2 separate regions of the Homo sapiens genome follow, and region 2 is linked to region 1. A link is a loop called in an ENCODE intact Hi-C map of the cell type or tissue named here. Cell type or tissue: PC-3. All regions are shown on one strand. Links, peaks and the distances in the headings refer to the core of each region. The heading gives the core; the rest is flanking DNA.

Evidence for each region. Peaks named below come from ENCODE experiments on the same cell type or tissue, not always from the same donor. Only the 100,000 strongest peaks of a DNase experiment are listed, where the experiment ranks them.
Region 2: a loop joins it to region 1, with 7 times the contacts of the local background. A loop is called at or near these places in 1 of 110 quality-filtered maps.

Annotation. Positions count from the first base shown.
Region 1 is chr13:20,163,858-20,168,857 of GRCh38, forward strand. No RefSeq gene overlaps it. Among named protein-coding and RNA genes, the nearest start is that of GJA3, 5.3 kb to the left of the region's middle. In PC-3, for the core only: no CTCF peak of the experiment used is centred there; DNase peaks (open chromatin) are centred at 1,754 and 2,044; H3K4me3 peaks cover 812 bases; H3K27ac peaks cover 995 bases.
Region 2 is chr13:20,803,987-20,811,978 of GRCh38, forward strand. It overlaps XPO4 (exportin 4), which reads right to left. Exons shown (of 23, transcript NM_022459.5): 10 at 5,805-5,981; 11 at 5,097-5,239; 12 at 4,450-4,595; 13 at 3,471-3,648. Among named protein-coding and RNA genes, the nearest start is that of EEF1AKMT1, 34 kb to the left of the region's middle. In PC-3, for the core only: a CTCF peak has its summit at 5,879; no DNase peak of the experiment used is centred there.

The sequences.
Region 1 (5,000 bases), core at 1-5,000:
TCACGCCTGTAATCCCAGCACTTTGGGAGGCCGAGGCGGGCGGATCACATGAGGTCGGGAGCTTGATACCAGCCTGGCCAACGTGGTGAAACCCCGTTGCTACTAAAAATACAAAAATTAGCCGTGTGTGGCGGCACCTGCCTGTAATCCCAACTACTCAGGAGGCTGAGGCAGGAGAATCACTTGAACCGGGGAAGCGGAGGTTGCAGTGAGCTGAGACTGCACCACTGTACTCCAGCCTGGGTGACAGAGCAAGACTCCATCTCAAAACAAAAACAAAAAAACAAAAACAAAATTACTTGTATAGACCGTCACTATTCCTTACTTACTATGCTGATTGACAATGTATAGTATTTCAGTTACTCTGCGGGCTATAAATAGCTCTAATAGCACTTAAAAAAATGAATCCAGCTGGGTGTGGTAGCTCATGCCTGTAATCCCAGCACTTTAGGAGGCCGAGGCGGGTGGATCACCCGAGGTCGGGAGTTTGAGACCAGCTTGGCCAACATGATGAAACTCTGTTTCTACTAAAAATACAAAAAATTAGCCGGGCATGGTGGGGTGGTGCGCACCTGTAATCCCAGCTACTCGGGAGGCAGAGGCAGGAGAATTGCTTGAACCTGGGAGGTGGAGGTTGCAGTGAGCTGAGATCGTGCCACTGCGCTCCAGCCTGGGCAACAAGAGCAAAACTCCATCTCAAAAAAAAAAAAAAAAAAAAAAAAAAAAACGAATTCCAGCAATCCAACTTTTATTTATTGAACTTCTCCTCATACAAGGCCTTGGGCTGGGTGTTGACGGATGGGAAGGTTCCACTTTCTCTACTCAGAGAATTCATTGCGCCCAGCTCTGTGCCAATTTTTGTCCACAGGAGGATTTTACAATCTGTTGTTTCTGAATCACAAAGTATTAATTAACAAACAGTTAGCGGGTGTGGTGGATCATGCCTGTAATTCCAGCACTTTTAGAGGCCAAGGCAGGAGGATTGCTTGAGCCCAGGAGTTCGAGACTAGCCTGGGCAATACAGTGAGATGCTCCCCTACCCCAACCCCCCATCCAGTCTCCACAAAAATATTAAAAAATTAACCTGGCAAGGTGGCTCGTGCCTTTAGTCCCAGCTACTCAGGAGGCTGAAGTGGAAGGATTGCTTGAGCCTGGGAGGTCGAGGCTGCAGTGAGCCATGCCCCTCCACTCCAGCCTGAGTGACAGAGCAAGGCCCTGTCTCTAAAATAAAATAAAATAAAAATAAATAAAATAAAATAAAATCCATGGGATAATTTCTATGAAGTGATTGCAACTTGGAGAAAAATATAAACAAGCAGTGTTTATTTCTTATCTCGCATGTGGAAAAATGAGATTTGCATGTCTCATATGGGCTCTGCAGGCCTTGGAAATGTCCCCTGTGGAAATTTTCTGGGCTGTGCAGTTAATACAACCTGTATCCAACTCTCGTCGGATAATTTATTTAATTCCAGAAAATTGGGTAGTCAGAATGGAGGGTGGCAGAGATATCAGTGCAAGTAGTCAGAAGTACAGACTTTCTAGAACTACTAGGCTGAATAGAGGATTACACTGAGATAGGGTTTTCATAGAAATTTTAAGTTGCAAAAAATTTCAAACCAGAATGCTAGGATGAGAACATTTATTTAGCAATGTGGTATGCATTATAAAGAATATTTTCTCTTTCTTGCAGAGAGTTAAATCCAGTAATTTGAGATTCCATCTCCCGTGGGAGTTTGCTTTGAAAACATAATGACTGTAAGGTAAATAAATCAGAGTTGATTAATCATGTTACGGCAGCATACAATTTCATGAATACTTTAAGAATTGCATTATTCTTGCACAAATGATTATATCCAACTGATAGGAGCATTTAGAGCGTATTAACTAAATCCTCTTTGGTGAAAGTTGTGTGTTGTATCCAGACATTTCAGGTTAATCTGCTGGAAAGTCCCTTTGATGCTGTTCTTCCTTTCTTTTGATGTATGTTTTCTAAGTATCCATAAATCCTTGCTTGGCTAGTCAGAAGGGCTGGGAAGACCAAACTGGAAAAACTGCCCAGAGAAGGCAGGAGGAGCAGGGTGCTATGGAGAAAGAGTAGCCATGGTGCTGGGGCTCAGGAACTGTGCATTGACACGAATGAGGACAGCAGGGTGGAGGGTGAGAAAGAGCACTTGAGACTGGGCGTGGTGGCTCACACCTGTAATCCCAGCAATTTAGGAGACTGCTTGAGCTCAGGAGTTTAAGACCAGCCTGGGCAACATGGAAAAACCCCGAGTCTACAAAAAATACAAAAATTAGCCGGGCATGGTGGCGCATGTCTGTAGTCCCAGCTACTCAGGAAGCTGAGGTGAGAGGATCGCTTGAGCCTGGGAGGTGGAGGTTGCAGTGAGCCGAGATCGTGCCACTGTACTCCAGCCAGAACGAGACCTTCTCCGAAAAAAACAAAAACAAAAACAAAAACAAAAACCAAAAAAGCACTTGGGCAGCAGCCGAATTAGAAAATTAGATCTCCTCATGTGGAAGAGGGTCAGTGTGATTCCTAAAGCAGGTAGGAGAACCACTGATAAACCATAGACAAGCAAGAGTGTCAGAGTCCTTGTCTGCTCAGTTATTGTCAGTTATCATCAGGTAGAACAAGCCTTGTCCTGGTATTTCACGTACTTCAGAAATAAAGACAGCCTTGGCTGAGAACAGACTTGTTTCTGATAATAATAATATAACCCTTCACCACTGCTTGGTGTTTTAACGTTTTCAAAGTGCTTGATCTTATTTGAGCTTCAAAACAAACGTGTGAGGAAGGAAGGGCAGGGATCATTTCCCATTTCACAGAGGAATACGTTGAGAGATGGGGAGGTGAAATGGTTTGCAGACATGTGTCACTGCTGGTAAATAGCTTATGGGAGTATGGGCTCTGACCTTGCAGGTATCAACCTAGTTCTTTCTGTGTAGCACTGTGAGACTTCTGAGGTTGACTAGGAAAAGAACTTAGTCATCCATAAATCAGTAAAAGTCGTGGTAACATCTAGAAAGGGCTAACATCAGTGATGTGAAGTCGTCAGCCTGTGGTTCTGAGGGAATGGGCCACGGTCCTGGAGGATCCCCATGCCTGCGCCCAGCCCGACTGGGCAAGATGATCCACTCCTCACCACCCCTAGGTACAAGAAGAGCTCCTCGCCTCCTGGTGAGCCTCACAGGGTCTGAGAATTTGCCTTGCCTGAGGATCTCAAATGACAGAATTTAAATTTGGTGGTGTTCACAAGCTGAAGGAGTTTATTTTCATGAAAATTGGGAGGGAAAAGGTGGTGCTTTATCATTTCTTCTGGGGAAGTAATCTTCCGGGGAAGTGTTAACACTATTACCCTCATTTTAAAAATTAAGAAAACAGGTAGAGTGTGGTGGTGCATGCCTGTAATCCCAGCGCTTCGAGAGGTGGAGGCAGGAGGATTGCTTGAGGCCAGGAGTTTGAGACCAGCCTGGACAACAAAGCAAGACCCTGTCTCTACAAAAAATAAAAAAAGTTAGCTGAAGGCAGTAACATGTGCCATAGCCCCAGCTGCTGGGGAGGCTGAGGTGGGAGGATTGCTTTGAGCCTAGGATTTTGAGGCTGCAGTGACCTATGATCCTGCCACTGCACTCCAGCCTAGGTGACAGAGTGAGACCCTGTCTTACAAAAAGAAAATAAACAAAAATTAAAGAAACCAAGTAGAGAAAGGATATGTGACTTATTCAAGAGCATGGTCTACTTTGGTGGAAGGTGGTCAATGTGTCTCAGGCTGAAGTTGTAAAGTGAGAAGAACAGGAGGGCGACCTGAACGATTAAGGCAAAACTTCGAAATGTGCCCCAGCAGAGATTTATTTTTCAGGGGGTGTTTTGCATTCCAGCCCCTCTGCCTTCCTGGCGTTTAGTGCGATTTGTTTAGCCATGTGCTCCCTGGTGTGTGTTTTTGAATGTGTGTGAGATGGGTTGTCTCTCGGGACCTGGCAGGTGCGGCCACCAGGTCAGGGCTGCCCCCCAACCCTGTGCCTCCTTCCTCCTAGACTCTGGCCCCCTCAGTGCTGAGGGTGATACAGAGCACTTTTCAAGCTGGATTTGGAATGTGGCCTCTCCCCTCCAAACTCCTGGAGATCATGCAAAGGCCTTTGGAGCCAGCCAGTCACCTGGAAGGTGACATTCCCACCAGCTGAGGCCTCACCTTCAGCGGGGGCTGGGCAGCTTTGGAGCCTGGGGCCAGCCAAGCTCACTCTGCCCATATCCCTGCCACGTGTGGCCCAGCGGATGATCACCTGTCTTCATCTGCGTACTGGGCCACATCCCTCCTGCCGTCCCCCACTTCCCTGATGACACCTACAGCAAGCCCCTACCCAAGTGTTCTGTGATCCCCTGTAAATGTGGCCTCCCTAGCTACTTGCTTTTATGAAACCAACAATCCTGGGGACACAGTTTTCGGCTGTCTCAAGACGGGGCAACCACTCTTTTCCCCAGGCCTGTGGGTCCCAGGCCTGGAGCTAGGGTTGGCATTCTTGCCTGAATTCTCCACTCTATCCCAACCCCTGAGGCCGCCTGAGGAGGCTCAGACTGTGTCAGGCTAGGAGGACAGTCAAACCACAAAAACATGCCTTTTAAGAAGTATAAGCACAAATCCCTCTTTGATGTTATATAAAAGCTCAGTGTCACTGATTAGGAATCCAGCAGCCCAGGTCCCTGTGTGGACATGACGGTGTTGAGGGAAGCGGATTGACCGCTGGCGGTTGTGTCCACAGCGAGGAGGTGGCTCTCCACTGTTGCTGTGCCAGCCACGTTTCCAGGAGTGTGTTTAGTTTTGGACAGAGTCCAGTGAAAAATCCAATCTATTTAAACAATGGAACATCACCCATTTAAAAGGTGACTGGCCCATTTAAAAGGATACAGAGAGGACTGAAAAACCACAAACTATAAAGAGGGGTTGAAGGGAGTGGGAATATTTCCCTAAGAGAAAGGACTCAGAGAAGACCCCTGTCCA
Region 2 (7,992 bases), core at 2,993-7,992, 640 kb after region 1:
GAACAAAGGCATTCCTAATTTTGCTTTAAAGATAGTAATATTGATTCTTGCAAAATACAGTAATTAAGAAAAGTAATCCTTTATCACAAACCCTTGTAGCAAAGCCCATCTCCCCATCTTTTTTATCATATATATACACTATATATACATACACTATATATATACACACAATATATATATACACACTATATACATACACTATATATATCTATATATATACACACATTATATATATATACACACACACATTATATATATATATACACACACACACATACACACAAGCATTGTGCCTATGGTGGACGTGTTCCTCCTATTTTCTTATTTCTTATTTTCAGGAACTTCCTGCTCTGTCTATGGAATAGCCATTCTTTTATTCCTTTACTTTCTTAATAAACTTGCTTTCACTTTACTCTATGGACTCGCCCTGAATTCTTTCTTGTGCAAGATCCAAGAACCCTCAGGGACCCCTTTCCTATAACATTGCTGCTTATGCTATTGTCACTGCCTAAAGTACTCTTGTTTCAAGAAGCCCCCTCTGGTTCTCCTCTGCCCGTAGATTAGGGGAACCAGGAGCTCCTATAACACCCTTACACACTTCTAACTGTATCCTCAGATGCTGGCACGCATAGGAGTTGAAATACAACTCATAAAAACACCAAAATATTTTTAAGTTGTTGATATTCCAAGATTAATACCCCATTCCTACTTCAATTCCTTAAAGCACTATATCTACAAATATATTTCAAACAGCACTCAGTTTCTCATATTTTCTAAGTCAATCCTAGATTACATTTGTATGTCATAAATCCAAAGTCAGCACAATAAATCAAACAGAGCTTTAACCTCTCACAACCTCCACTATAGGTCTGAGCCACCATCATCTTTCTCTTGGATTACTACAATTTGTCTCCTAACTGGTCTCCTGGCTTCCATCATTTACTCTCGGGTTTTTTTGCATTTTGTTTTTTTTTTTGAGACAGGGTCTTGCTGTGTCGCCCAGACTAGAGTGCAGTGGTGCAATCTCAGCTCACTGCAACCTCTGCCTCCGAGGTTCAAGCGATTATCATGCCTCAGCCTCCTGAGTAGCTGGGACTACAGGAGGCGAGCACCACCATGCCCGGCTAATTTTTTGTATTTAGTAGAGATGGGGTTTCAATATTGCCCAGTCTGGTCTTGAACTTCTGAGCTAAGGCAATCTGCCCACATTGGCCTCCCAAAGTGCTAGGATTACAGGTGTGAGCCACAGTGCCCAGCCTCCATCATTTACTCTTAATGCAGCAGAGTAAACTTCTTAACATTTAAGTTACTCTTCTGCTCAAAACCCTACAATGGCATGCTGCTTCATTCAGAACAAAAGCCAAAGATGTTACAAAGGCCTAAGACCTTCTCTGTTTTCCCTCTATTTTCCTAACTCCATCTCCTAAAAAATTCCACCTCATTCTGCTCAACCCACCACGGCATTCTTGCTGTTCTTGAACATGCCAAGCAGGCCCAGGGCCTTTGCATTCACTGTTTATTTTGCTTGGAATGCTCTCCCCCCAGACACCTTCATGGCCTCCCTTACCAACCTCACATCTCTGCTCCCAAGTCACCTTCTAGATAAAGCCAACACTCATCACACTAATGACAACTACAACAATCCCTACTGATACTCACTCTAGCTTTTTACCTGTCACATTTGCTGTCTTCTAACATACTGCATAATTTACTTATTTATTCTCTCTCCTTTATAAAGAGTTCTAAAAGAGAAGTGACTTCTATCTGTTTTGTTCAAATACCCGAAGGCTCCCTGTTACGTTGTCAGCAGTCAATAATTATTTCTCAAATGATACCTGTTTTAAGAAATGTGAGCTGCTTTTTTAGTGAAACAAGAAATGTTTCTACCATATAACATTAAATTTCATATTAATTCTTTGGATTAAAAACATGGTGACTTTTTTTTTTTTGGTCCCAATCCTCCATAGTCTGTGCTCTCAGATACCAAAATGTTTTGCTCCCACACTAACATCTGACAAAAATGGAAAAAGCACTTAAAATACAAGGAAAGCATTCCTGATGCTACTGCCCAAGCAAAAAATATAACAAAGAATATATAATATGACAGCACCCTGAAATGAACTGCTTTTTAAATTAACATTCACCACCAACCAAACCAGAGCAAAGCACTGATTTCCAGAGACACTAAATCTAATGACTAAGGTAATCCTAAAATGAATATATAACTTTTTCAATAAAGTATGATTTCATTTCAAACAAGAGAATGCAACAATAAAGGAAATAAATTCCCCAACATTTCCTTGGTTATCAGCTTAATATTTCAACTATTTTTTAAAAAGCCACATTTTCTATTGCATGTTTAAATGATATCCATATATTTTTGCATACTAAAAAGAATGAAGGGGACAGCATCCTGTTTGAGTTACTGGTTTTGCAGCTGACAAAAACCAATGTTAATATCATTACTGACATCTCTGCTTGCAACCTACATTTAAAATAAAGTTAAAGATACTGAAATTTCACATGTTGTTTTCAAATTCACTTTCAGGACCCTTTTTTTTTTTTTTTTTTTTTTTTTTTTTTTTGAGACAGAGTCTTGCTCTGTCGCCAGGCTGGAGTGCAGTGGTGCAATCTGAGCTCACTGCAACCTCTGCCTCCTGGGTTCAAGCGATTCTCCTGCTTCAGCCTCCCGAGTAGCTGGGACTACAGGCGTACACCACCACATCCAGCTAATTTTTGCAGGTTTAGTAGAGACAGGGTTTCACCATGTTGGCCAGGAGGGTCTCAATCTCTTGACCTCATGATCTGCCCGCCTCGGTCTCCCAAAGTGCTGGGATTGCAGGCGTGAGCCACTGCGCCTGGCCGGAACATTTTTAATACAGGCTTATCCCTCCTTAATTTCACCATTAAGAATTAACGAAAATTTTGCCATTAGTATTAGGAAGATTAAAGTGAATCACCTCATTTGAGGCACTCTCCTGTATTATAACAGGGCTCTTAAGTTTCACATTTAGAATACATATTTCCATTTTACGAGATACAAATTTTTATCTATCATTTTCCATGAGAAAGCCACCGAAACGTAGTTTTAGCTTTTATGAACGATACTTGTTGACGTTCATCTGGTTCCCTTCATTTAGGGCGCCTGCATGCATCAGTATTGCTCTCTGATGGACAGGCGTTATGTTCCTAACTACATTCAATGTCCCTTCCAAGTCTCATTGTATTCAGAATAATTTGACATTACTTTTCTTCAGTACTGGGTATAGCTGTCAACTCTCACTAGAGTGGCACTGCCTAAATATACTGAGTACTTGCCATCCTTGTGTATTTCAAGGCTTCTCCAAGTTTTCATTTTTTTCATGTATCAGATTTACAACGTGCCTATCACTCCAGTCATCTACCCATCAACTCAGAATTTATAAAACAGTATAAAAATTACAAGAGCACAGCTATAGAGTTTATATTACCTAATCACAGAATCTGTTCTGTTGTACCCTGGGATGGAAGAAGCCTTTTCTCCTGGAGATCCCAAAATTTGAAGTGTTGTATTAATGTCAACTTCAGATGAATGCTTAATGGAATATTCCATTATTTCTGGAGGTATTAGCGGAGTCTCTCCCTGAGTATCATCAGCTAAGAGGTAGCCTTCAGTTTAAAAAAAATTAAAAATGAACACTTAACAAATCTACATTTATCAAATTGTACTATAAATGTTTTCAGTTTGATTTATATACATCATATAAATTGATGTAAATTATAAATGTTAACCTGTTAATTTCAAGTTTATGCAAAAAAAACTTTCTATGTCTCAGATAAGTAACCCTCAAAACTACAGAAAAGGACAAATGTTTTATTCACCAATTTTGTAATTCATAGGGGCTTTTTAATCTACTACCTTAAATAATTTTCAGTACTGTATTCTGTAAAGTTAATAGAAATTTTGCTACTATCTATATTAGAAGTCAATATTAGGGAATTCATTTTCAAAAGTCAAGATTTTTTGCTTATTATTTAAAATATGGAAACACTAATAGTATGGTGGTCAAAAAAGAAGATCCTAAGAGTCAGACTGCCTAGATTTACATTCTGGCTCTAAAAATTAATAGCAGTGTGACAATGGGCTAGTTTCTTATACTCTCAAAGTCTCAGCTTCTTCATCTATTAGTTGGGGATAATGACGATGATGATGATAATAGTAATACTACCTAGCAATACTAATTCAGCGGGTAGAATGAGATCCATGAAACATTTGGTATGCAATAGGCACTGCATACATATTAGCCAGTATTTTTTAAAAATGCATCCATAGTTCTATGACAGAAAATGGCTGTATCCAAATTTTATCCAATATTATATATACACTATTGTTTTTCATATAGGAAGCTTCTTTTAAGGCTTAAATTGCTCAGTTGGCAATTACATTTTAAAAAGAAACCACCAACCAACCTGTAACTAAAATAAGCCAGTGAATATCTTCATAGAGATCATCAAGCATTTTGTTGTCAACAGTGCTTGAACCCGGTGAAGCAAGTAACTGTTGCTGATGTCGTTGTAACTGACCATGGAGTCTTGTTACTCTTTCTTCTAATAAACTAAAAGAGAAGAAAACAGTAGCTTCATAAAGTTCAATAAGCAAAGACATGGAACAACTTACAACTTCCATATATTAGACAACATGAATTGAATGTTAGCGTAAAAACACATATACAAAAACATTATAGTACACAACTGTTGTCATAGCACTATAGGAATTATGATTTATTTTTTATAACATAGAATTAAAACACTGCTTTACAAACAATCAAGGTTTACAACAGGCATTTGAAAACTGGTTATTCCAAGTTTTTACTGATATGGGTCAAATCATTTCTCATACCATGTTTTCCATAATCTCTCTGCCATCTATGCTGTAGTGCCTGGGCTCCAAATGTCTAAGCCAAGGAACGCAATCATGAGTATGTTTCTGTCCATTTGTTCCAGTGTGCTGGGACACGGGGTGGGGGTGTTTAAAGTCTTTAAACACTTTAAGTGCTCTCCAGGGAATTGTGAATAGAGAATATTTGCTCCATGGGGTTTCTTTGGACTGTGTGTACCTTGTCAGAAGAGGTATACAGTGTTCTGCAGCAATTCTTCCTAGCATTCCTACACTGGCCAGTTGATCAGAAAACTGGTCTCGATCATCCTCTTGAAGTTCACTTATTTCTTCCTCCTCACGAGAGGCCACACCATTGGCAGTCTATTGCAAGTAAAAGAAATAAACAATGAGGAACTGCATTGCCTATTCAACGTGCACTTCTGTGGCTCCATAACATAGCTTAGATAGCTAAGCACTGCATAGCAAAAGGAGAGGGGACACAGCCGACCTTTGAGCACAGCTATCTAGGAACTCCCTTCTAACAATGCTGACAGCCGTGGTAGTTATCAAAAGGGGGAAAACATACAAGAGCAAGAAGTACAGGAATCACTCCATGGTGATCAACACAACTAACTGCACACCCACAACCCACCTCCCATATGGGAGAATTGAACTTCTGTCACTGAAATAACCAGACATCCATGGCCCAAATTATTCATATCTCTTGACAGCTAGACAGAAAGAGGTGGGTAACTGAAAATTGAAAAGGAATATACATAGGCAACATCCCATTTTAATAAGAACTCAGAGAACAAGGCCACTTTTGCTCCCAGCAAATCTTCTGAGGGAACCCATCCTAAATTTCTGGCATTATATAATGTGTAACATGGTAAAATATAGCCTATGATGAAATAGACTGTTAATTACCATCTTGCTTAAAACTCACCAAATTTCTTGTGCCATCTGGAGCAGCTAGGTGGCACTGAATATAGGAATTGAAAACTTGAACTGCATGTTGGGTAAAAAAGCCTTTATGGAAATGTTTGTCATCTTGAACCAAAGTTAACCAGGACTCCAACAATTTATCATATGCTTCCATGTATACCATGTCATCTTTATCAAGCTAAAAGAAAAGAACACTCATAAAACAAATGTCCAGAGAACGACAATTGGCATAACAACAGTCATATAAATACATACAAATAGTTTAAATTTTTCCTTTAACAGAGCTTCCCAATTATTGATAAGTTTTTATTGAACTTTCTAAAATCTTTCTAAGTTCAAGTAAGTCTTAGGCAATCTGGAATTAAAGTTTATTTTTAAAACCAGCTGTTTAGTGTTTTGTGGAACATGCATTTTTCAAATAAAAATAATATTAACATTTTCTGTAGTCAAGAAGAGAATTGTTAAAATAAAAAAAAATGTATACACCCTACGCACTTTAAAATGGTTTTAGAGAAACTGAAGGATGAAAACAGACTGACTTAATCAGCAGGTTTAAGAATATGTGGGGAGAACTCCACCAGTGCTCCTTAACAAGAAATAACTCATAATAAAAAAGAACAGCAAATTCCATACAGTAGAAAAGCACTGTCTTCAAAAAAAATGTAATACGCGTTGACTCAACTCATAATTATTAGAGAAATACCAAAAGTGTCCCATACTTAGAGAAAAATCAGAAATTTAACAAGCACAAATACTTTGTGAATGTGGAAATAAATTTCTCCCTCTTCTTGGTTCTCCATCTTTTTGGTTCACTGCAGTTAGTTTTTCTTCTTACAAAGGAAACACATGTGGGAAACTTAGAAAAAGAGACAAGTAGATAAGATTAGGGAAAAGCCAGGCTTCTTCTTGCCCAAAGCTCTGACTGGCTAAATAGGCCTCTCTCCACAAGCATGGTACCGGATGTAACTAGACCTGTATGAGATCCACTAAGGAAACCCTGAGGCTGTATACGCTTCAAGATAGTCTCAGTGAAATTGTTTAGCTTGTAATCCTAATTGTCCTCTTTCCTATTCTTTCTTCTTCATTTAGCTACTATTACTGAATTAAAGTGTTACACCAAAACTACACCACTGAGAAAGAAGAGAAAAATTATCAGAGAAAAAGGTAGGATGACTATGCACACCACCAGGCTGTTTCACAGAGTTACTTGTGGTCCAAGATCTCCCTGAATGGAGCTAACATTTGGCTAAAAGGTCACTCTAGTTTAAAAATCTACAAAGGTCAGGAGGCAAGAATGAGCCTGGCATTTATATCGCAGAGAGAGCCGGTGGACCTGGAGCAGAGAGTGATGGGTCCTGACATAACATGGGGTGAGAATGGGGGCTGGGAGGCAAGAAACAGATCAAAGGCCTTGACAGGCTATGACAAGGACACTAGGTTTTCTTCTAATTGCAGCAAGAAGCCACTGCAATGCTTGAAACAGATAGAATGCTTTTTTCTTTTTTTTTTTTTTTTTGAGATGGAGTCTCGCTCTGTTACCCAGGCTGGAGTGCAGTGGTGTGATCTTGGCTCACTACAGCGTCCGCTTCCTGGGTTCAAGCGATTCTCCTGCCTCAGCCTCCTGAGTAGCTGGGACTACAAGTGTGCACCATCATGCCCAGCTAATGTTTGTATTTTTAGTAGAGACGGGGTTTTGCCATGTTGGCCAGGATGGTCTCGAACTCCTGGCCTCAAGGGATCCTCCTGCCTCAGTCTCCCAAAGTGCTGGGATTACAGGTGTAACCCACTGCACCTGGCCAGATATAATTCTTTAAAGGAAAATCAGACTGCTTACACTGCAAAGTATAATGGTGCCATGGACCAGGGGAGAGATGATGCCAAGCAGCCAAACTGGGTACAGATTTTGGAGAAAGGGCTGACACTGGAAAATGACCTGAGGCAAGACAGAAAACAAGGCAGTGGTGGGGGTGCACCTGGGTTTTTACCCTGACAGCTGGGAAGATTCCTACAATACAGAAGGATGGGGGTGTTGGACAGGGCAATGTGAGATGACGCATACAGGGTGATGAAGGCCTCTTGGCCTTTCTTCTTTTGGACATGTTAAATTTTAGATCCAAAATAGGAATCCAAGTGGGAATGTTCTATTAACATGTTTGATACATGTCTGAAGTTTAGGAAAGAGATCACGG